2 separate regions of the Mus musculus genome follow, and region 1 is linked to region 2. Evidence: chromatin loops called from intact Hi-C (ENCODE). Cell type or tissue: heart. All regions are shown on one strand. Each heading gives the region's core, and the rest is flanking DNA. Links, peaks and the distances in the headings are about the cores only. Region 1 has its middle 13 kb from the start of 2010003K11Rik. Region 2 holds the start of Ccs (copper chaperone for superoxide dismutase).

Region 1 (11,842 bases), core at 2,403-10,402, 330 kb after region 2:
ATGACTCAGCACAGCTAGCTCATGGAATTTCCCCTGCAACCTCAGCTTGGGATGTCATGTTGCATGTGGGTCAGAAGAGGAGCTGCCACAGGAGTCTGGCCTAGCCCACACTCACATAGCTAGAGCAAGGTATTTCCAGCAGCATTGGCATATCCCAGGCTGGGCTGGAGTCCAGATTACAAATTAAGACCAGAAGTAACATACAAGCTGCAGACTGAGGTGGGTTGGGAAACCAAGGTTCTGTCTTCTGGTGGGACACTTAGTAACAACAGCAGACACTCACTTCCCTCTGAGATCCCCAGGAAAAAGGTACAGATCAGAAAGGATCCAGCTAAGATGACAGAGTCTTGGTTACTGTAAGGAAGAAAAGCTCTGGGGAAATAGCAGGGCTCTGGGAACTGATGCGCAGAACAAGCTTTGACAAAGCAAATGACCTGGGAGTGGTCCCTTCTCGGCAACTAACTTTCTCTTCTAACTGATAGATTTGTCATCTGTAAAAGATGACAGCCTTAAAAAGCAACAGCATCAGCATCCTGGATTCTGCTCATGAACCTTCTGTGGGCTTTATCTTCTTCCGTACCTTGGCCCTATACTAATAATTAGTACACAGAGCCAGAAAACATAAGTGAATGGTGGATAGGCCATCAGCTTTTTCGCCATGGACTTTGTAAGGAGAATGTGTGGTAGAGTTAAAGACACCTACTACTGACCTAAGACAAGAAAGACAAGAGGAATGTGGAAGATCTCAAAAGTAACCAACTCTAGACTGGAGAAATGGGTCAGCAGCTAAGAGCACTGGATGCTCTTCCAGAGGACTCACGTTTGGTTCCCAATACCCACACACAACCATCTGTAACTAGTTCCAGAAAGCACCTTCACCTTCTTCTGGACTCCTCAGGTACTGTAATGCATGTGGTGCATAGGCAAAACACCCATACACATAAAAGACCTTGACAGAGAGAGAGAGAGAGAGAGAGAGAGAGAGAGAGAGAGAGAGAGAGAGAGAGAACAGGAACTCATGGGTCAAGAAGAGCATCCTGAGAAAATTCTTTGCACAATTAGTTAAAAAAAAAAAAAAAAAAACAACAAGAAAAATCCCTGTACAAAGAAATCTCTACCCCACAATAAACATGTGCTCTGGAGAAACAACAACAAAGTCCCCAGGGTCCCTAGCTGTGAAGCAGGGAGAGCAGCTCAGAGAGAGGGAAAGAGTATCTCTTCTTACAAACTGGAGAGAGACTGGACTGGAGAGAGATGTTGGCCCAAACCATTGCATTAGAACTCAGACTGAGCAGACACACACGGATCTCCCAGTGACCTGCAACCCAGAGAAGCCCCAAGGGAGAAGTGTTTAAGAGTGGCAGGTTTACTGGGCATGGTGGTACATGCCTTTACTCAGGAGGCAGAAATAGGAGACATTCTGTGTTCAAGGCTAGCCTGGTCTACAGAGCGGGTTCCAGGTCAGCCTGGACCACATGAAGAAACGGTCTCAAAAACAAAAGTGGCAAGTTTTAGAGGACAGTGCTGCTGAATGCTCTGTAGGCAGGAAAAGGGACAATTCTTTTACTCCTTGTTCTCTGGCTGCCAGACATCAGAGAAATGCATCAAGTATTTTTTACAATTAGATGACACAATCTCCTTTCATGTCACAGCTGACCATCTCCAGGCTGTCAGCAGCCAGTGCTCTTAACAGCCGAGTGCCACTGCCAAATGCCTGTCTCTGAACTTGGGGTCTTCTCAAAGGCTGCACAGAAGGGATGCTTCCTGTAGGTCAGCACCACTATCCCCTGCCCAGCTTCCCAAGACACACCCTCCCAGAAAAAGGGCCTCCTGCTGCAGCTGGCCAGCTGCCAACTGGAGCTTACAAAGAACCAGATGTCACCTTCCTGTGAAAACCCAGAAAAATGCAGAGATCAAGATGAAGTGGAGATTTTCCAAAAGCTAAGCCTGTGCCTTTTTGTACTGACTGAACTTAAAAGATGGCATGCGCACATTAGGACTACAGTATCTTAAGAAACTCCCATGTGACCCATTGACAGGCCTGGGCTCAGGCTCAGAACTCACCATTAGTGTTGTCAGCTCTCCAGAAGGTAGATGTTAGCTAAAGTAAAAGAGAAAAAAAAAAAGGTTGTTATCCTCATTTCTCCAGACACTCCCCAGAGAACCCAGGAATGTCAGAAACACCGGGAGTGTACAGAACTGCTTGTTCTATAAGGGTCATAATGCCCCTGCTGCCTGCACCCCACATCTTACTGCTCTGCCACCCAGTCATCTATAAAATGTGGGGCAATAGCAATAACTGAGAAGAAAGACAGAGGGTTAGAATCTGTGATCTTTCTGCCTCAAACTCCAGAAGTAGCTAGAGTTACACATAAGCCTGTATAGGGGTAGAAGAATCACAAATTCAAAACCTATGTCTCCAAATAAAAGGTAAAAGGGGACTAGAAACAGGGATCAACAGTAAAAAAAAAAAAAGTATTTGTTCTTGCAGAGGGTCCAGGTACAGTTCTCACAAGCACATGACCACTCAAAACCTTCTGTAATTCTAGTTCCAGGGGATATGATACCTGGGCTGCATGAACACTACATACATACATACATTCACACATGCAGTTAAAACACCCATACACATAAAATAAAGGTATGTATATAAACAAGACTGGGATATAGCTCAGTGATACAGCAGTTGACTAGTATCCATGGGACGCTAGGCTCAATCAGTCCCCAGCACTAAAAGAGGAAACAGGCATGCTCTCATGAGGGCCAACATGCAATAACCATTTAAGTAAAACGCCCGACTGGAACCACTATGAAAGAACAAAACTCACAAGGCTGTCTCCTCCAAAGTGCTTTTTCTTCCCTCCCTCCTCCCTCCAGCTCCAGATGTACTTTCTCTAGGCAGCAGCACCTACTCTTCAAGAGCTACCTGCACTCCTGATTCTCAGATGCTGGCCTATCTCACTGTGCAACTTGACACTAATGAAGTACAGGCCTACGTGACCTGCCATGCATCTTCTCTTCACACCCCCCCCCTCTTATCCTCTCTTGCTGAGGCCCCTCCTTGCCATATTTAAGAGGACACCTCAATATTTAAGGACCCCCACCCCAGGAACACACAAGGAGTATATAGCTACTTTGGATACTCTGTAGGCTACTTCTTTTCTAAAGACCACTTGTGAGCTACTCAGGCCACTGATCAAAAAAAAAAAAAAAAAAACACACACACAGCAAAGTGGGAGACAGACCAGCAAGCTCACTTGTCTACAGAAAGCCAGTTGTCATAATAGATTATGTCAAAATGAAACAGAATGTTTAGGACATTTACTTCAATAAAACATTTACTGAGTACTGCTTTACATAGAGATCTATGCCAAAAGGCACTGCCAAAAAGCGCCAATAAACTGTTACAAACCAACTTTAGAAGACAAATACGGGATAAAACATGAGAAGCAGCTAGCAGGACCTGAACCCAGGGCTAATTCCAGCCATGCCATTTCTACTTGTATGACTTTGAATGAGTTGTCTCACCTCTTTGTACGCAAAGTCCCTATCACAGAGTGGCAGTACACACATACACACCAACACAGACGTGAACACACAAATACACACATGTTGGCTTTTATAATTAATAACATCATCATCATATTAAAATAGAGAGCCATAGCCAACTGAATAGATTGGCAAGCTTAATACAGGAAAGCCACTAGTTTTGAAGAATAGTTCAAATTTTGACAGAACAAGAAGAAAGGCCCTGAAGAAAACAAGGTCACTAGAAATAAGCAGAGGACAGACACTAAAAAACAGCTTGATGAAAGTGAATAGTCTCAAAGGCAGATAAGAAGTGACCTTGAGTTCAAGAGGTCAAGGGTAAGACAACATTAAAGTCTTGTTTCGTTGAACAGTGTAAGAAGGAAACAGGGTTTCACTGTATAGTTGAGAATATTGGCCTCAGATTTTCAACCCTCCTGCCTCACCTCCTGAGTGCTGGGACTGCAAGCTCAGGCCATAATGTCCAGCCACTTGGGAAGCCAGCTGAGGCAAACTTCCCATTCAATAAGCAAATAGTTTATTCTCTTTGCCAATTTCCCATCTTTCACTTTCAGGTCCTCCTTCCTGGCAGGTAGCCACGGGCTCAGGTGAGGTCCCAGCAAATGAGCAGATGCAAGTTCTGCAGAGGATGCCTCTGGACAAGAAATCAGCCCCGAGGCACTTTCTCCACACAACTGCCTCTAACCCTCAGGAGCAGCCTGCACTTCAGTCTCAGACACTAGTTCTATCTCTCTACACAACTCAACACTAACGTAGCAGCAGCCAGGCACTTCCAGAGCACAAAAAGTAGGGGCTCATTCAAAAGAGGTAACATGCTAGCAGAGGCAACAAAAGAGAAGACCCACAAGAATTTTCTAGAAGTAGTGTGACCTGAATGAGGCATCTGGCTCAGACAGAAAAGTATTCCAGAAAGATGAGACTCCCTCCTAATGACCACGGCCATTGCCCCAGACTGACTTCTTTCTGTCTCCCCCAGCTTCTGCCCTACTAGCCTCACTGGTTTTCACCCTGAGCTTTTCAAATTTATCCAAACATTTATTAAGCACTATCTTGTTCCCATGACAGTGTTAGGGACACAAATGATGATAATGTGGAATTTGGGAGGACATGCACCCAGCACACAGCATTTGGGATAGTGCAAGAGAAAAGCAGGAGGGAACTGGGTGTGCACCTATACCAGAGCTTGTGAAGTAGAGGCAGAAGGATGAGAGCTGAAGGTCAGCCTCAGTTACATAAAAACTCTTCTTTAAAAAAATGGGCTGGAGAGATGGCTCAGCAGTTAAAAGAACTGACTGCTCTTCCAGAGATCCTGAGTTCAATTCCCAGCAGCCACATGGTGGCTCTCAACCATCTGATGCCCTGAGGACTACGACAGTGTACTCACATACATAAAAAATAGACAAAATTAAAAAAAAATCTCTGCATGGTGGCACATGTCTTTCTTCTTCTTCTTCTTCTTCTTCTTCTTCTTCTTCTTCTTCTTGGAAAAGCAATGTTTTTTTCTTTTTTTAATTCTTGGAGATTATAATTACATTTCTCCCATTTCCTCCCTCCAAACCTTTTCATATGCCCTTCCCAGACTTCTTCAAATTCAAGGCCTCTTTTTTCATATAGATAGATTAGATATAGGTAGATATTCCTAACTATAGCCTCCTCCATCCACATTATGTTGCTTGTATGTATGTTTCCAGGGATGATAGATATAGGTAGATATTCCTAACTATAGCCTCCTCCATCCACATTATGTTGCTTGTATGTACGTTTCCAGGGATGATCATTTAGCATTGAAAAACCAATTGGTGTGCTCTTCCCTGGGGACGACTCCTTCTCCCACTGCCAGCTTTCCTGAGCTACCTATAATTCTCTGTGCAGGGTTGGAGCCTTGTGGATCCCCCTATCCCCATTTAGTTTAGTATGTCCATTGGTGTCACTCTTGATCAAATCACATTTAGACACCCATGTTGGTGAGATTTTATAGGTACAGCTTCTAACATTAATTATAAGGAGACACAATCTTGTAGCAAACTCCCTGATCCTCTGGCTCTTAAAATCTTTCCATCCCCTCTTCTACAATGTTCCCAGAGCCTTAGGTGCAGGAGTGTTTTGTAGTATGTAGCCATTAGGGTTGGGTGTCAAGTGCCTTTAATCTTAGCACTCAGGAGACAGAGGCAAGTGGATCTGAGTTCGAGGCCAGCCTGGTCTACAGAGTGAGTTCTAGAACAGCCAGGGCTACACAGAGAAACCCTGTCTAGAAAAACAAAAATTAATAAAATAAATAAATAAAGACTTAGAGATGTAACTGTTGGCATGTGGTTGTAACCCCAGCACTTGAGAGAGACAGGCAGGGGGGACAGGGGGGGGATCATGAGCTCAAAGGCAGCCTGGGCTACACTGCAAGATCTTGTCTCCAAAAATGAAGAGTTTGAGAGTTAACAGTGAAGAATAGTCAAACAACAAGCTTTAGCTGTAAGCAGGTGGAAGGCTCAGCATGTCCACCCCCAACAGGAGCAGAGCATTTGCATCATATACAGGGAAAGGGTGACAAGCAGGAGGCTGGAGCCAGGATTGCTGGAGGCAGTGGGTGAGGGAGCAACGGGGAAGGCAAAGACTGGGGCTCTAGCTGTGATCTAGGGACTGAGTCTATCTAGCTGGCTCTTCGGACTTCAGTTTTCTCAGATGGAGATCGGGAGTAATTAGCCTGGATGACCCGTTTCATAAAATGAAGAGACCTTCAGATTTTTAAGAATTTCAAACCTGCCAGAGACCTAGAAATCTTATTTGATTCCAAAGCTTGTGACAGGAGAAAAGAGCCCTGCAAAGGTAAAGCAACTCCCTCAAAGTACACAGGGCAGTCACTCTGGGAGGAATCTGCACGCACAAGTCCTCAAAGCCAGGGCTTCGCGATTGCCCAGAAGGGCACTTCCCAAACGCACTTCAGACTTCGTATACGCTGTAGAAATAACGGGCAGTGTCCGGGCACAACTCCTGAGGGATTTTGGGCGGATGGATCACTGAATCTTGGGAGGCTCAGAATCCCTTCCACACCTGAACCAAAGTGGAACCCAGGGGCTCCTAGGAGCTTCCCCCTGAAGATGTGGTATAAACATCAAGAACAAGAAAAAGTCTCTCTCAACGCTCCCGGCATGGATTTCATATGCAGTATGATGGGGCTACTGTGAGCGCCCCATTCTGACAGACTGGAGTACGAGCCCTCACGGGAAGCTGGCGCGAAGCACTTTAGGGCTTGAAGCGTCAGTTTCTCTATCTCGAAAATGGGCCCGCAAGAGCAGGATTAAGGCCAATGTGGGCCGCCAGAGGGGTGGAACGAGTTGCCTGCGCCTGAAGGATGCTCCGGCAGCCAGGGGCTCCTGGGAGCCCAGAGCAAAGGAGGGGGGCGGGTCCGTGCCTCCCGGGTGCCCGAGGGGATTGGGGGGAGGGACTGTGCACGTCCTGTCGCGCCGCGTCGTGCAATGCCGGCAGCCGTCTCCCCGACACTCGCGGAACCCACGTCGCCTTGGCGCGCGCCACCCTTACATAAGCGTCCCCGGCGCCGGTGCCGGTGCACTTCCACCCGCAGCGACTTGCACCAGGAAGAGTAAGGTGCAGAGCGCCGCGGACACTCACCTCCGCCCTGCCGCCTCTAGCCGTGGCCGCCGCCTCTGACGGCCCCTGCCTCCACTGACAGGGAACAGCTGCGGTCTCCGCGCAACCAAACTTGCTGCAGCCCTGGCTCCGCCCGTAAGACTTTCCATTGGTGGAGACAGCCCAACCCCTCCAAAGATTGGATGACTGGCCCTATCATTCACCGCTCCCCCTTTCAGGACTCCTCCCTGCACCCACCTACCCCTCGCGTTTAAGCCTTGGCGCCTCACGTCGACTCCGCCCCTCGCGTCCCCAGAAGACCTTGTGATTGGTGAAGAGGCGGGAAGAGCCCACCCCCTACGCGCCGCCGCCTACTCTCTTTTCTTGAAAGCCTCACGTGGGCCGTCTGGCGCGGCCAGGGCCCGCAATAGGCGGAAGTGGTCCGGCTGGAAGCTCATCCTGATTGGCTGACGGCGGGGGTGGGGACGTGCAATTCATTCACTCGGGTAGCACGTGTCTCTTAAAACCGCAACCATAACAGATGCACGGGGGTTGGAACAGCGCTGCCAGACGCACGTACTCTTTAGCAGATACAGAAGAGGTCGCAGGAGAAGCGTTAGCTAAGGACACGAGGAAGCAGAGAGCGCCGGTACCACCTGGGGTCTGTGTCTGCGTCCTGTAGAAGCTGCGTGTATGGAGGTGGTGGTCAGGAGCCCGCCTCTGTGTGACCTTGGAGCAGCAGCTTCACGTCTCTGAGCTCAGGTTCCTGATCGGCAAAGCTGGGCCGCTCGGAACCTTAAAGGTTTTCTTTCTAGAAGGTTCAGTGTAGCTAATGAAAGTCACCCAAGCAACTCCAAAGTCCTGCCTTCCAGTGATAGGAGACCAGACAGTAAATAAACTTAGTCCATCATCATTGATCAGGCCAAGAAGAGAAAAATAGACCATTTCCTGACAGGACAATCAGGAATTATGAGAACATCGCGTTAAACAATAATTGCTTACTAACTCCGACTCTACTGTGTAGATCTTGCCAGGGGGCTGCTGGGCAAAGTGGCACAGGTATGTCACACTAGTATTTAGAAGACTGAGTGAGGTAGGAGGATTTCAAGTTCAAGGTGGGCCTCTGCAGTATGGCTTCTCTCTCTCTCTCTCTCTTTTTTAAAGAGAGAAAAAAAAGGCAATTCCAACTTCTGGTCCCCCCTTTATCTGTCAGAACCCCTACCTTGCATGAATCTAATACAGATGGATTTATATTCCAATTTTCCAGATTCATATATTACTTTTAAACACTAAGTATGTGTTTGGTGTTATACTAGGAAGAGTGGTGAACAAGACCTAGTGTCAGCCATTGTATCAAAGACTTCATATGCCTAACAACAATGACACACAAAAAAAGCCAGGCATAACGCCACAAAACTCTAATCCCAGCACTTGGCTGGAGGATCAAGATGTGGGTTGGGTTTTTTTGGTTGGTTGAATTTTGCTTGTTTGAGACAACAAAGTCTTCCTATGTCTTGCCTGGCCTGGAACTCACTGTGCAATTCAGGCTGGCCTGGAACTTCTAGATTCAAGTGCCTCTGTCTCCTGAGTGCTGGATTAAAGGCATATGCCACCACACTCAACTGAGGAGCAGGAGTTTTAGGCCTGCCTGGGCTACATAAGAACTTGTTTCAAAAAAAAATATATATATATCATTATTTATCTATGGGCATGTCTGTGTATAAGGGCAGAGGTGTGTCAGTTCACCTGGAGTTGGAGTTAAGTCAGAAAAAGAGTTTAAACTATGTGACCTTGGGCAAAGGCCTCTACCTCTCTAACTGGCTTTCCACATGAGAAGAGATTACAGGAAATGAGTCTGTCAACTATTGATCCTGTTTACTCTTCGAGTACAGGAATACCTGTGATTTCCCACGTCCTGTCTATAGTTAACTTTCCTCTACTATGTAGGTGTAAGACATGGAGCATGGCGTCCTTCAGAAAGGTTTGGCTGGCCATGGTCTTTGAGTGAGATGGTGTGACTTGATCCTTCTTGGTTCCTGTAAGCACTGAGTTCTGAGCAGAGGACATGAGGTTGCCTGAAGGTACACATGACTTCTACACCCACCCCAAATGACTCAGACATGAACAAAGAAACTGATGGAGGCAGAACCAAAGAGTGAGAGGACAGTTGTGAGCAGGGAACTGTAGGCTCTGAGCAGCACAGAGTGAGGGGACAGTAGTGAGCAGGGAACTATAGGCTCTGAGCAGCACAGAGTGAGGGGACAGTTGTGAGCAGGGAACTGTAGGCTCTGAGCAGCACAGAGTGAGGGGACAGTTGTGAGCAGGGAACTGTAGGCTCTGAGCAGCAGCTGTAGCACCTACTTTATGGAGCCCAGGTCTGCCCAGGCTTTCGTGTCTGTGATGACTTTTCCTGGCAGGGTTGGGGATGGCTCCCATTCCAGGCCCCGTCGGCCCAGTGACCAAGCTGCCTGACCTAAAGCTGGGGTGAGAAGCTTTAGCAGGGTTGGAAACTGCTTCTCAGCCTGGGCTCAGTACCACTCATGGCAAGGTCTTGGGTAGGAAGCTCTGCCTTATACGTGTCACTGGAAGTCAGAAACAGCTGTAGCCTCCCAAGCCACCCAAGCCTATCCCTGGGGACTGAGGGGACTGAGGGCCCTGCATTTCCACTCTGGTTTAGGAAACTCGCCAGATGGGTCTGCCTCCACACTGAGAGGCCTCTGAAGTATTTCCCAGGCTTCTGTAGTGATAAACTTCCTGGTACGCTAAAAACAAAACCAACCTGATTTCTGGGCTCACACCCACTCTTAAAGATTATGTGTCAGGAAGTCTGGGGTGGAGTTCAGAAATTTTTTTATTGATTTTTTTTTTTTTTTTTTTTTTTTTACTGATAATTGAAATCTTGGGGAACTTGGCTAGAATCCTAGGAAATTTCAACAGAAGGTGAGACCAGACAAAAGGGCAGACCCTGGCCTTAGGCAGGTTTGGCCAGGAGTTGGGCTGTGATACATAGGATAAGGACCCAGGACAGGAAGGGAGGGAAATGTACCCAGCATCTCAGGGGCTTCTACAAGGCCTTCTTTGTGACTTCCACTTTGTGGAGAGTGATATGGTTTTTGTCTTCTAACCCCTTGCTCACATTTCAATATAGACACTGTTTAAGAGTTGAGTCTGGCTGGGTGATAGTGGTACCATTTTTAAATATGATGTCAAAGCCAGGTGTAGTCATTACATGCCTTTAATCCCAGCACTCAGGAGGCAGAGGCAGGCAGATCTCTGAGTTCAATGCCAGTCTGGTCTACAGAGTGAGTTTCAAGACAGTCAGGGCTACACAGAGAAACCTTGACTTGAAAAAACAAAAAAAGACGAGAGAGAGAGAGACAGAGAGAGAGCAAAAGAGAGAGAGTTTAGTTAGTTAGTTAGTTAGTTAGTTAGTTAGTTAGTTTAGTTTGACAAACACTAGTTCATGATAAATAGAAACCAGTCCATGAAAAGTAGTTAAGAGGATTGGAGTAAATTAAACTGGCCCAGAGGCCAAGAATCCTGTAGGACAGGGGACTCCAGGCCTCTGTATTTAAGGAAGGAAGGAAGGAAGGAAGGAAGGATCAACTACAACCAACAACCTGTAACAGGCCAACTCAGCCGGGGTATGGGCAAACAAGCTGCTATGAGGGGGAGCCATTGAGGGATAGCTCCTTCTTCTTTAAGTGTTATTTTTTACTGCTTTCTGTGTATGACTGTTTTGCTTGGTATTCCCAGAAGCCAGAAGAGGACATCAGATTCCCTGGAACTGGAATTACAGGTGGTTGTGAGTTGCCATGTGTTTGCTGAGAACTGAATCTGGGTCCTCTGAAAGAACAGTAGGCAAGTGTCCCAGATCTTTCCTTTTTTAATGTTTCCATCTTCCAGATCCTCAAGGAATCCTGGCCACACTACTGGGTCTCTGGGGATTGTTTCCGTCTGTCAGTACTGCTAAGCCATCCTGAGTCATCATGACAATGAGGGGAAGGTGACCCTCTGGAAATCACTGGGTCCATAGCAGTGTCCCACCAGTCCATGACCAAGCAGACATGGTTCGTTTTAGGAGCATAGCACTAAGATCCTTAAGCCCACAGATCTCCAGAGAAATCAGGACTGTTAAGCACACAAGATTGTCTTTCTATTGAGAAAGATGTTTTAAAAAAGAAAGAAGAAGAAAAGAAAAGACAAAAAGACCCTGTTCTTCTATCCAGAAAATTGAGGCTTGGACGTGACTAATAGCCTGGTGATCTGTGTTATCTGTTGATCCAGACCATACCAAACCTCTACAACCAGAACCAGAGGTAGGTAGTAATCTAAATGGCTCTTCTAGCCAGAGGTTCCCCCAAGCTCTCAAAACCAAGAGGAGAGGTGGCTTATAGCCCAGATGACCTCTACACCATCTGTATAAGTGAGAGCAGGTCAGACACTCAGGCCCTTAAGCTAGTACAGGTATCCTATCTTTAGAACCCATCTTCTTGGAAAAACCAACATGTACCCTGAGTCAAGTTTCTATGAAATTATGCTTCCTCGTATACCAAGGACTGCACCAGGAAACTTTTTTTCTAAATTATGCTGGTCTTAAATATATTAAGAATGAGCCACCTTCTATTAGACTCTTGAGAAGCCTTAATCCAGGTTGATGAAGTCAGTCTGACCTGAGTTTTCATGCTCATTTCTTTGCCATTCTCTTCTC
Region 2 (11,842 bases), core at 2,501-10,500:
ATCTATGCAAGCAAGCAAAAATTGTTCTGTTCTACCAGGTTAAATGATTAAAGCAACTCAAAACAATATTTGGGTATCTGTGCAAGTTACAGAAAAAAAAAGCAGTTAGTCATATCATTATAAGTAGATAGTCACGGCTGTACATTTCTGGGTATGTGGGAGGAGTCACTCAGTCAGGGTTACTGGGAACTTAACTTCCAGGGATTGTGACAAATGGCTGGTGAGACAGAGACAAATGGCTGGTAGGTACCAAAATGAATGTCTAGCATAAAATAGAGCTTCTTTAGTCATTAACACTAAATCTAAAAAGATGAAATTGGGCAATTTGAAGCTAAAAATAACGAAACTCCAAAGCTGTGATGGATCTAGAATGTCATGGGCAATTCAGTGAAGTGTGCTCAAGGCTCAGGACTCATGGCTCAGGGCTTGGGCTCAGGGCATGTCCTCCTATGGCATTTTTTTTTAAAACAGGGTTTTACCTTATAGCTACAGTTGAACTTGGAATTCACTATCTATCTCAGGCAAGCTTCTTGGCAACCCTCCTGCCTTTTTTTTGCTTTTGTGTCTTACTAAGTTACCTAGTCTGGTCTTGAACCCATTCTGTAGTCCAGGCAGAGAGTGGACTTGTGAATCTCTTCCTCCTTAGCTTCTTAGCCTAAGAAGCTAAGGTTAAAGAGTTCTGCCACTAGGTCAGACTATGTCTGAGCTCCATCCCTGGCCTACCCTGCCCCCAGTTTTGAGATAGGTTCTCACTAAGTAGCCAGTCCAGGCTGGTCTTCAACTTGTTTATGATTCTCTTGCCTCAGTCTCCCAAGTGCTGGGGTCATGGGCATGGGCTGCCGTGTTCAGCTACAAGATATGACGATTTTTTTTTTTTTTTCTTTTTTCCGGAGCTGAGGACCGAACCCAGGGCCTTGGGCTTGCTAGGCAAGCACTTTACCACTGAGCTAAATCCCCAACCCCGATATGACGATTTTTTTTTTTTTTTTTTTTTTTTTTTTTTTTTTTTGGTTTTTCGAGACAGGGTTTCTCTGTAGTCTTGGCTGTCCTGGAACTCACTTTGTAGACCAGGCTGGCCTCGAACTCAGAAATCCACCTGTCTCTGCCTCCCAAGTGCTAGGATTAAAGGCGTGTGCCACCACCGCCCGGCGACGATTTTTTAATTGTGTGTGTGTTCACAGGTGTGTACATGCCACAGCACACCTGTGAAGGTCAGAGGACGACTCTTGGGGGTCAGCTTTTGCCTTCTACCTTGTCAAGATATGGTCTTTTTTATTTCTGCCATTGCCTGGTTCACTTCAAGCTGGCTGGCCCATTGCTTTTACTTGGGTTCTGGGGGCTGAACTCAGGCTGTTAGACTTGTATAGCTAGTACTTTTACCTTCTGAGGCATTTTCCTAGCTTGAGAGCTAAGACATTTATTCACTCACTTAAGTATTTTTGCAAGACTGACAATTGAATCCAAACCTGCACACTAGATAAGCACTCTATCACTGACTGATCTGTAGCTCCAGCCCCCCCCCCAAAGGTCCCCCCTTTTTTGAGACAGAGTCTCTCCACATAGCCCTGGCTGTCCTGGAACTCAGTGTATAAACAAGGCTAGACTTGAACTCACAAAAATCCATCTGCTTCTGCCTCCCTAGGGCTGTGACTAAAATTTTATACTCAATACACTTGGCTCTAAGATATTCTTGATGTCCTTAAATATGTTGGTATCTGTGAGGGCTGCTCTTGGATGTCAACCTGAATACATCTGGAATTAACTAAAACTCAAAGATGACTGGGTGCACATGTAAGGAATTTTTGCCTAATTAAATCATTTGGAGTGGGAAGATCCACTTCTAGTCTGGATCTTTGATGTGGGAAGACACATCATTAATGCAGATCTTTTCAGGTGGGTAGATCCACCTCAAATCTGGGCCATACCTTCTGCTGCCAGTCTATAAAAAGGACCTGGAAGAAGAAAGCTTTTCTCTTTGCCTGCTTGCCCTCACTCTCACAAGAACAACCCTTCACTGGCATCAGAGCTGACTTCTTTGGGATTCTAATGTACACTGAAGACCTGCTGAGACATCCAGCCTCATGGACTGAACAACTACTGGATTCTTGGGCCTTCCATTGGTAGACAACCACTACTGGACTAGCTGGAAGCTAGTTGGACATCCTATAAAGCCATTATAATATTTTTTTTGCTTTTGTTTTTCCAGACAGGGTTTCTCTGGATAGCCCTGGCTGTCCTGGAACTCACTCTGTAGACCAGGCTGGCCTCGAACTCAGAAATCTGCCTGCCTCTGCCTCCTGAGTGCTGAGATTAAAGGCGTGTGCCACCACGCCCAGCTCTCTAATAAATTTTTGTCTATTTACCTATATCTATGTGTAGATATAGACATACATATATAAATTTATTCTCTAAGTTCTGTTCCTTTTGAGAACACTGACTAATATAGTACAAAGTTATAAAAGCTTAAAAAAAAATACAGCTACCTAGGCAGTCGTGGCGTGCACTTGAGAGGCAGAGGCAGGTGGATCACGAAATTTGAGGCCAGCCTGGTCTGCAGAATAAGTTTCAGAACAGTCAGGGATACACACAGAGAAACCCTGTCTTAAAAAAACAAAAATAAGTCGGGCGTGGTGGCGCACACCTTTAATCCCAGCACTCGGGAGGCAGAGGCAGGCGGATTTCTGAGTTCGAGGCCAGTCTGGTCTACAAAGTGAGCTCCAGGACATCCAGAGCTATAAAGAGAAACCCTGTCTCAAAAAAAAACCAAAACCAAACCAAACCAAAGCAAAAAACAAAACAAAACAAAAAATAAATAAATAAAATAGAAAATACAGCTTATTGCTATCCACGCCTCCCCCACAAGTGGGAGGTCAGCCCCAGGTGGCAGAAAAGACAGGAACCTTCCTGAGGACCAGCTTTCATGTTTGTACTAGGATTCATTCAAGCTTCCAGAGGAAGGAGACACCTAATAGTCCTAGCCACTATGACACCTGTGCTTCCAGCACAGCACGATAACCCTAATTAGATTCAAGGTCCACTGAACAAGAGGCAAACCATTCCTGGAGTTGAAAGTGTAGCTAACTACTCGGGGCTAGCGGAGTCACAGGTCTTGGAGGAGAATTTACAACCACTACTTTACTAAATGAGGCATTTGTCTTTATGCCCACAGATAGCATAGTCTGAACCCCTCATCAAGGACACCTTTCTTTGCAAAAGGCAGAGAGTGGTACAGAAAGTAACAACCAACAAAAATGTAGAGTCGTGGGAGGCAGAGGAAGGCAGAAAGATCTCTGTGAACTTGAGCCTTACCTGGTCTACTACACAGTGAGACCTTGTCCAAAACAAAACCAACCAAATCAAACAAAAAGAACGAAGAGGAAAACAACACACAGTGTGAGCAGTTAACATCCTGTAGGTGCCTCAACAAAACTTGCTAAGTACAGAAACTGATAACAATTGTTTTGCAAGGAAGGAAACTGGGGGTTGGAGGGTTTTTTTTGTCTTTTTCTTATTTTTAACTGTGTGTTTGTGTGATATGTTCAGGTGCCCACAGAGGCCAGGGGTGTCAGGTGCTGGAGTTACAGGTGGTTGCAAGCCCCCAGTGTGGGTTCTAGGAATCCACTAGGTCTTTTAAAATACTAGGCTATATCTCTCCAGCCGTAGAGACTTACTCTTCAGTATACACCTTGATATACCAAGTGGTTTTATTAACAAGTCCTGCCAACAATGTGTAAGCACTAGAAGTGACAACATGGACCCAGATCCTCACAGAGAAGTTAGGTGACTTACCATAAGTCATACAGGCAGGATATACATACATCTGTTAATTTCAGAGCCCTAGCAATCAAGGATTATGCTACTGGGCCTAAACAAGAGTGATTTGGCACTCTAAACAGCAATTCAGCACAGTGAGAAAGTCACTATATATTTTTTTAAGGACCATGGCTTGCTCTGTCTGACCTCTATTATCACGAACTCCAAGGGATCATCTGATATAGGATTTTGGTTGTCTTGTGCAGGATGGTTGACATACATGGGAATACCAAGTTTGGGGATCCTTTTATTTAGAATATCAAGAAAAAGAATCTCAATCTCTTTTAAAGTCATTGAGAGTTCTACGTGAGCATTTGGGGGTGAGGAAGGGTTTGGGGGCACTTGGCCGCCTTAGTGAGTAGTGGGAGTATTCCCGGGGGCCACTAACGCCTGGCTGCTGCTCCCTGTGAAAGTGCATGATTGGCGGAAGGTTTTCTGGGCCTGGGTCAGATTGCGAATCCGCCGCTGCTGCTGGAGCCAGTACAGCATCTCCACTTTGTCCTGCTTCATCTTCTTCAGATAGCTCCGCCCCTTGAAGGTCACTGGCTCCCCAAAGACTGACTCTATCCTTTCCAACAAGGAAACCAAATTAGATTCCATTCGATTGAGCTTCCTTTGGAGATAGCTACGGAACCGATTCTCCTCCAGTAACCGATTCATCAACAAATCAGGCTTTTGGAAGAAACGATTGGGATCAGAGGCTTGTTGCTCAAACCACTCCAGTCTTCCTAGCAACGACTCCCTCTTTTGAATGGGCTTCAGGACCTGCTCCCAAGCCTTGATCAATGCTGGTAGCTGTTGCAGGCGTGCATTGGAGCTGTATTTAATAACCATGTCTAGCCGATTCTGTTCAGGGACTTCCAACATGACCCACAGTCGTTTGAGACGCTGCTGCAAGTTATGAATGTAGGCTCTCCCAGGTCCTGAGCCATCCTCTATCACTGAGCTCCAATCCCATTTTCCTTGCATGAACTCTAGCTCTTCATCTTGCAGCAGGGGAGGGGGTTGCTGAATATCTAGGTACTCTTGGACAGGGACTGGTACCTCCACAGGAGCCTCTTTTTCATACATTTGGAAGATGACGTGGAGGAAATCCGACTCCTGAAAGGAGAGGTACTTGAAGTAGTCCTCTGAAGACACCGAGGGTTTCAGCCAATTCATCCATACACCGTGTCTGTTTGGTCGCTTGTCCCAGCTTTTGTGCCTTGGGAGTAATGTGAGAGAGGGCACCTTCTCAGGGACTGGCTTCGGAGTGCTTGTTCTTCTGGAGTAAAATCCAACCAGATTACGGTTGATGATTGGCATATGTTTATCTTGGTGTAGAAAAGATGAGGCCAAGTAGGAGGACCAATCTTTATCTGCTGAAGGCTCAATTTGGTCTCCTTCCTCAAAAGATAAGTGACTAACAGAGACTCGGCTCATCAACTCCTTGTAGACCTCTCCGGTGGTGTTCCCAACAAGACGATCCGCATCCATTTCTTCAATGGCTTTACCATCCAGTTCCCCAGTCAGATGGTTGTATAGGACTCCAGCCCCCTCAACGTGGAAAGAGTCGTTAAAGTATCTTTCAGAGAGTTGCACAGTAGCTACCTGGACTATAACTTGATCATGTACCTTCAAAGCAACAGTGACTGGCTGTGGGTGTAGTGGGATGATTCTCGGGGGTTGGAGATCCCACTTTCCGGAGGCTTCTTCCTCCTGCAGGCTTTTGATCATTTGCTGCAGTTTCTCTAGGTGGTGCTGGGCAGTTAGGCGCCGGGTAAGGACCCCGAGGAGGGGAGGCAGGCCAGAGTCCAGCAGGGAGTATCGACTCCACTCCATTCTCATGATCTTCATTTTCTGCTTCAGATCCTCAGCCACTATGTCCCGGAATGGCAGTGGTTTACTCTCTGAAGCCAAGATCAGCGGGGTGAGGGGATGAGGAGAGGGAGGAAGAAGGCACAACTCATCTGCCAGACTCCACCCCTCATGAAGACAAGGCATGGACTGGCCCCTTTGGAGCCAGGAATGGACTGGTGAGGTGGGGAATTGGTGACTCTCACTGCTGGGAGAATGACTAGGCAGTGGTACCATCGGTGAGGGTCTCGATTCAATTTCTTTATCCTTTATCATGGAGGGCACCCAGAGGAGCTGCTGTCTACTCTTCAGCTGGGGGATGGATTTCAACTCTTCCACTGGATCAGGTTCGGGCTCACTGGGGAAATCATATGGGCGGCTGAGTTGGACAAGGTAGTTCAGGTTGAGGCTAGAGCACGGCATGTGGTCTAAGCCAGTGCTGTGAGGCCAGGGGATTGGACAGAGCTTGAAAGTCCCAGGGGGACAGGGAGGAGGACGCAATTTGACTATGCCTCCCTGGGCGTGCTTTAAATTTAGCAGGGTCTGAAAATCAGCCAGCAGACAGCGATAGACATCAGGACTGGTGAGGAAAACTGTGCAATCCCTGGCAAGGTTTACTGCCAACCGGCTGAGGGTGGCTGATTCAGTGAAGACCCTTCTAGAGGTCGGCAGGGTCACCAGCAGGTGCAGGTAGCGTACGAAGAGCTGCTCACTACTGATCAGCACGTAGGACTCGAGCCGCTGCCGCAGCTTCTGGTTGTTTTCGTAGTCCAGAATGGGTTCTATAGGAGGTTCCCGCCAGTTGCACTTCAGCTCTTCTAGAATAACCTCAGTGAGACGAAGTCGGTCCTTGGCAGTTACTCGTGCCGCCCGCCCGCTGCTTGCTAGCCGCTTGGACACTTGGCGGCACAGCGGCCCAACTTTCAGCTTCGCCAGCGGGATGGATTGCAAGGGCGTGGCATCTTGAGAGGGGCGCTTCGGAGGCTCTGGAGGAGGCTTCGCCTTGCTGGGGAAGAGCGACAGCGGACTCAGCAACCGGTGGTAAATCGGCTTGAGGTCAGGTTCCTGACTGTGTGGTTCCATCTTTACCAGGTGGTTCCGGCTGAGCGGGTAGAGGACGCCAAATGGTTACTAAGGAAACTGCATCAATGCGCCTGCGCAGCCGGTAGCACTACCGGACAGCTCAGAGGCCTCAGCCTAGGGAGCGCACGCGCCAAGGAGGTGGAGCTAAGGGCGGCCTCCGAGACTCCGCCCATCCCACAAAGTAGAGTTGTGTTGGTCTCTGGACCCTACCGGTTCGGTGCGGCCTAGGCAGTGACAACAGCTAGGATGGCTTCGAAGTCGGGGGACGGTGGGACTGTGTGTGCGGTGAGTGAAAGCTTCATGTGGAGCCTCGCATAACTTCAGCCCTTGGGGTGATCAATATCTTGGGAAGCCAGGAAAGAACAGGCTCCTGGGGAGGTGAAATTCCGGGGTTAGGACGGAGATGCCCCTCACGGGAGGGGGGTTGGTGGTAAAGACCGCGATCCTGGAATGTTCATGAGATAATAAAGGAGGAATTTGAAGAGAAGTCAAGTGCAATGTGTGCAAAGAGACATAGGGGATGAGGTGGCGAGTAAGGATCATGTCTGACATGTGCCCTGGCCTTGCTTCCCTTACAGTTGGAGTTTGCAGTGCAGATGAGTTGTCAGAGCTGTGTGGATGCTGTGCACAAGACCCTGAAAGGGGTGGCAGGTAAGAGTAGACAATCTTTCTGGGATCAGCCAGGGGTTTGTGTTTAGCCGTATTCCGGTTGCATAGATGCAGAAAGAATGAAAGGAAGTTTCTCAGAGTCCGGGAGATGCAGAGCCTAGAGTATAGGCCTCAAGCTTTGCCTAGCCAGAGCTTTCTTCTAGTACAAACTGCCTGTCCAGCTGCTGAACAGCATGGAACTAGCCAGAGTATAGAGCACTTCCTACCAAGGGCATTCTAGAGGGGGAGGGGGGCGGGCATTTGAGGTCTGGCTTGGGAAATAGAACAGTTCTGAGAAAGCAGACAACATCCCTGGCCCAATTCAGGGACTTTAAGCCAGGAGGTCTGCAGGTGGGTGACCTGGCAGAAGAGGAAAGATATGAAAGGCAGAGTCATTTTCCTGACGCTAGAAACTGGCTGTTTTGGATTCTGTTAAATGTTCATTCAACCTTTCAGCCAGTATAGATTAGACACTGGGGGTTTCTGAGGGAAAATGTTTACCCCTATGCTTAGGTAAAGATCGTATAAGCTTTGGCAAAGGAGCGCTCCTAGAACACTTCCTTGGGAAGCCATGGTGGCAAAGGGAAAGAAGGAGATGAGAGTCTGAAGCCAGGACACTGGCAGGGGTGGGGTGGGGAACCCCAGTGCGTATAGTTCCACAGATGTACAGCTTCGTGCTTATTTTCTGTGTTTCTGTTTCTTCAGTGTTTGAACAGTGTTCATAGCTCAGTGTTGTCATGAGGAGTGAATTAGTTGATACAAGTCTTGAGCCTGTAGTGAGAGCCCACTCAATTTCAGGGGATTGTAAGAGGAAAGAGGAGAAAAGCTTACAGGCAAAGGTGGGGTTTTAGGAGGACGATTGAGGGGACTGATTGTTTTGTTTTATTTTGAGATAAGGTCTTTCTCCACATAGCCCTGGCTTTCCTGGAACTCACTATGTAGGCCAGGCTGGCCTGCAGTTCACAGAGATCTGCTTACCTTTACCCCCGAGTGCTGAGATGAAAGTTGTGCGTGCGTGCGTGCGCCACCACACCTGACCTGGAACTATTATTTGATTTATTATTAGTGAGTGTGTGCATGATGTGCTTGGAGGAGGGCTTGTGCATGTGGAGGTCAAGAACAACTCCAGAGCTGGTTCTCTGCTTCCAGCTGTCTTGTGTAGCATGAACAGTTCACCCAGGGCTGGAGAGATGACTTAGCAACTAAGAGCACTAACTGCTCTTCCAGAGGTCCTGAGTTCAATTTCCAGCAATCATCTGTAGTGGGATCTGATGCCCTCTCTGGTGTGTATGTACTCACATACATAAAATTAATAATTTTTTTAAAAAAGCACAAAAAGAAACAAAAAACAAAAAACCCAAACAAACCAAAAAGCAGAACCAAACCCGAAAAGTTCATCCGTTAAGCCATCTGCCTGGCTTGGGATGATTTTTTTTTTTTAGGTTTATTTTTAAAATCTGTTTTATTTAATATGTACGGGTGTTTTGCGTGCCTGTGTCTGTGAACCATGTGTTTGCCAGGGGCAAGGAAGATGGCTGAGTCAGTAGAAGTGATAGCTGCATCAGTGTGAGAGTCCAGTTCAGATTGCCAGCACCTGTGTCTATGCCAGACTGGCGTGGCAGACAGACCGCCTGTGGTCCCAGCCCTCAGAAGATAGACACAGGGATCCCAGGGCAAGCTGGCTAGCTAGACTAACCAAATCAGTGAGCTCTGGGTTCAAGTGACAGAACCTGCCTCAGCATAACAGGTGGAGAGCAATTAAGGAAGACAGGTGGACACCACACTCGGGAACATGCGTGCATACTCCACACATATACACACACTCAAGAACATGCGTGCATACTCCACACATATACACACACTCAAGAACATGCGTGCATACTCCACACATATACACACCAATACATACATACATACACACATACATACCATCTCCTTGGCTTCTATGTGGACAGCTATTAAAACAGCGGTTCTTAACCCACATGGGTCAAGACCCCTTTGGTGTTTGCCCAAGACCATTGTAAAACACAGATTTTACATTACGATTCATAATGGTAGCAAAATTATGTTATGAAGAAGCAACAGTGGTTGGGGATCACCGTAACATGGGGGACTGTGTTAAAGGGTCACAGCATTAGGAAGGTTGAGAATCACTGGACTAAAGAAAGAAAACAGGAAGTCCATAGAGCGGGTTCAGGAGCAGGCTCAGGAGAAGTGAGGTGTCTAGGATAAGTGATGAGGCCTGATTGTGTTTTGCATACACAGCAGATATGGGTCCTGATGGTCTGGCCTGGCATAGCGTGGATTCCCAGACCCAAGATCTCCCAGGAGGAGCTGATTTTGTGCTCTGGATGTGGGAGGGCCAGAGTAGAATGTTCCTGTGACTCTCCCCTTTAGAATTGCCCACCTCACTCTGAAACAGAAGGAGGAGGGGCTTCCAGTAGTGCAGCAGGTGGTCTGTTTGGCAGGTGGATCTTGGAGTATAGCCAAGCCAGCCTTTAGTGAGGGCTCATGGAGAAAAAACAGAAGGCGCAGTTACTGTAGGGCAAATGTGAAGGACTTCAGGGACAAGCTCCTCCCATGACCTTTGGAAGGAGAATAAAGCTCGCTTTCCTGAGTCTTAGGCAACTCTCCCTCTCAGTGTATTCTGTAAACTGAAACTCTCCTGCTCAGCTAGGAAAAAACAAGTTGATTTCACTTACTGAGACCAGAAAACATGGTTATCTGAAGTCTCCTTTTGGTGACTAAGAAGCCTACGGAGGCCTTAAAATTGCTCTGTTTCAACCAAAGTCCCACCTGACTGTTTCCCCAGCACGAATGCTCCATGGAAAAACTTTGCCTGGAATATGTTACTTTTTGGTGGAATGGCTCCAACTCTATCAGATCTTCTTCACTTACCATTCCAAAACACAGTTTAAGCAAACCTGGCTTCCACAGTATGGCCCTTCCCTGCCCTGAAAGCTGTTTTGGGCTTGTAATCCTAGCACTGGAGAGGCTGAGATAGAGTGTGAATTCAAGGCCAACTTGAATTACAAATTGAGACCATGTTTCAAAAACAGGTGTGTAGCTAAGAGATGGTTCAGGGGTTCAGAGTGCTACCGGTCTTGAGGGGACCTGTTTGGTTCCCAGCTCCATGTCAGGAGGCACAGTTACAGTAACTTTAGCTTCGGGTGGTTTGATGCTTTCTTACGGACTCCACAAGCATCCGCACTCGCATACACACCCACTCCAACATACACATAAATACATAATAAAAATAAAGTAAGCCTAGGTGCTAGAGAGGCGGCTCAAGAGTTATGAGCAGTGGCTGCTCTTCTAAAGGACCCAGGTTCCGTTTCTAGCATCCTGGCTCTCAACTGTCTGTAACTCCAGTTCCAAGGGATCTAATGCTTTCTTCTAATCTCCACAGGCACCAGGCATATGTGGTGCACAGACATGTGTGCAGGCAAAACACCCACATTCAAAAAATAAAAAAATATATTAAAAGTCATAATTCGGGACTGGTGAGATGGCTCAGTGGGTAAGAGCACCCGACTGCTCTTCCAAAGGTCCCGAGTTCAAGTCCCAGCAACCACATGGTGGCTCACAACCATCTGTAATGAGGTCTGACTCCTCCTTCTGGAGTGTCTGAAGACAGCTACAGTGTACTTACATATAATAAATAAATAAATAATAAATCTTCTTTAAAAAGTCATAATTCAGAATAATATTGGCATTCGTTATGTAAAAATATTTCCATGAGAATGTAAGAATTATCTCATAGGACACACACCGAGGTTACTTCAAGGATTTCAAAGGTAATAGTACTTTATTGGCGCTTTGATCTGACACACTTACTTTAAATTTGACCCCTGTGGACCACACATAGTTCCAGTCCTCACTGAGTTGACAGCCTAGTGAGGAAGCAATGGATGGAGTGTCATCAGAGGAGAGTGCGTGTGCTCAGCTCTAGAGTGAGCGCAGTGGACAGTGTGTGTGTGTGTCGGTGCTGGTCAGGGAGCCCCAGGAAGCGTGGGTGAGGTCTTTCTACCATGAGTAGAAGGTTTGAGCTAATTGTTTTTGCTCTATAGCTAGGCTGCCTGGACTGAGTTCCAGTTCTGCAACCTGTATACTTTCCATACATTGCTACATTGTTCTGTGCCATGATAGCCTTATCTGTAAAATAAATTCCCTGAACATGAAATGCAACAGTCCAGCCAGGCGTGGTGGTGCACGCCTTTAATCCCAGCACTCGGGAGGCAGAGGCAGGCGGATTTCTGAGTTCTAGGCCAGCCTGGTCTACAGAGTGAGTTCTAGGATAGCCAGGGCTACACAGAGAAACCCTGTTCGAAAAACAAAAACAAAAACAAAAACAAAACAAAACAAAACAAAAAAATACCACACCCAAGTTCTTAATACTAGAAGGAAGCTTCCAGGTTTACCTCTGGCCATATAAAGCTTTGCAGAAATGGGGACAGGAAAA

Evidence for each region. Peaks named below come from ENCODE experiments on the same cell type or tissue, not always from the same donor. Only the 100,000 strongest peaks of a DNase experiment are listed, where the experiment ranks them.
Region 1: it touches region 2 in a loop (2.3-fold over the local background); 3 of 42 quality-filtered maps call a loop at or near these places.

What each region holds. Positions count from the first base shown.
Region 1 is chr19:4,505,913-4,517,754 of GRCm38, reverse strand. It overlaps a transcript of Pcx not described here. Among named protein-coding and RNA genes, the nearest start is that of 2010003K11Rik, 13 kb to the right of the region's middle. In heart, for the core only: no CTCF peak of the experiment used is centred there; a DNase peak (open chromatin) is centred at 7,394; H3K4me3 peaks cover 2,270 bases; H3K27ac peaks cover 1,408 bases; H3K27me3 peaks cover 292 bases.
Region 2 is chr19:4,834,372-4,846,213 of GRCm38, reverse strand. It overlaps Ccs (copper chaperone for superoxide dismutase), which reads left to right and starts at 6,892. Exons shown (of 8, transcript NM_016892.3): 1 at 6,892-7,017; 2 at 7,311-7,383. The coding sequence starts at 6,979. Ccdc87 (coiled-coil domain containing 87) reads right to left here and starts at 6,848. Exons shown (of 1, transcript NM_207268.3): 1 at 3,686-6,848. The coding sequence starts at 6,732. The coding sequence ends at 4,165. In heart, for the core only: a CTCF peak has its summit at 6,924; a DNase peak (open chromatin) is centred at 6,823; H3K4me3 peaks cover 1,828 bases; H3K27ac peaks cover 685 bases; H3K27me3 peaks cover 3,593 bases.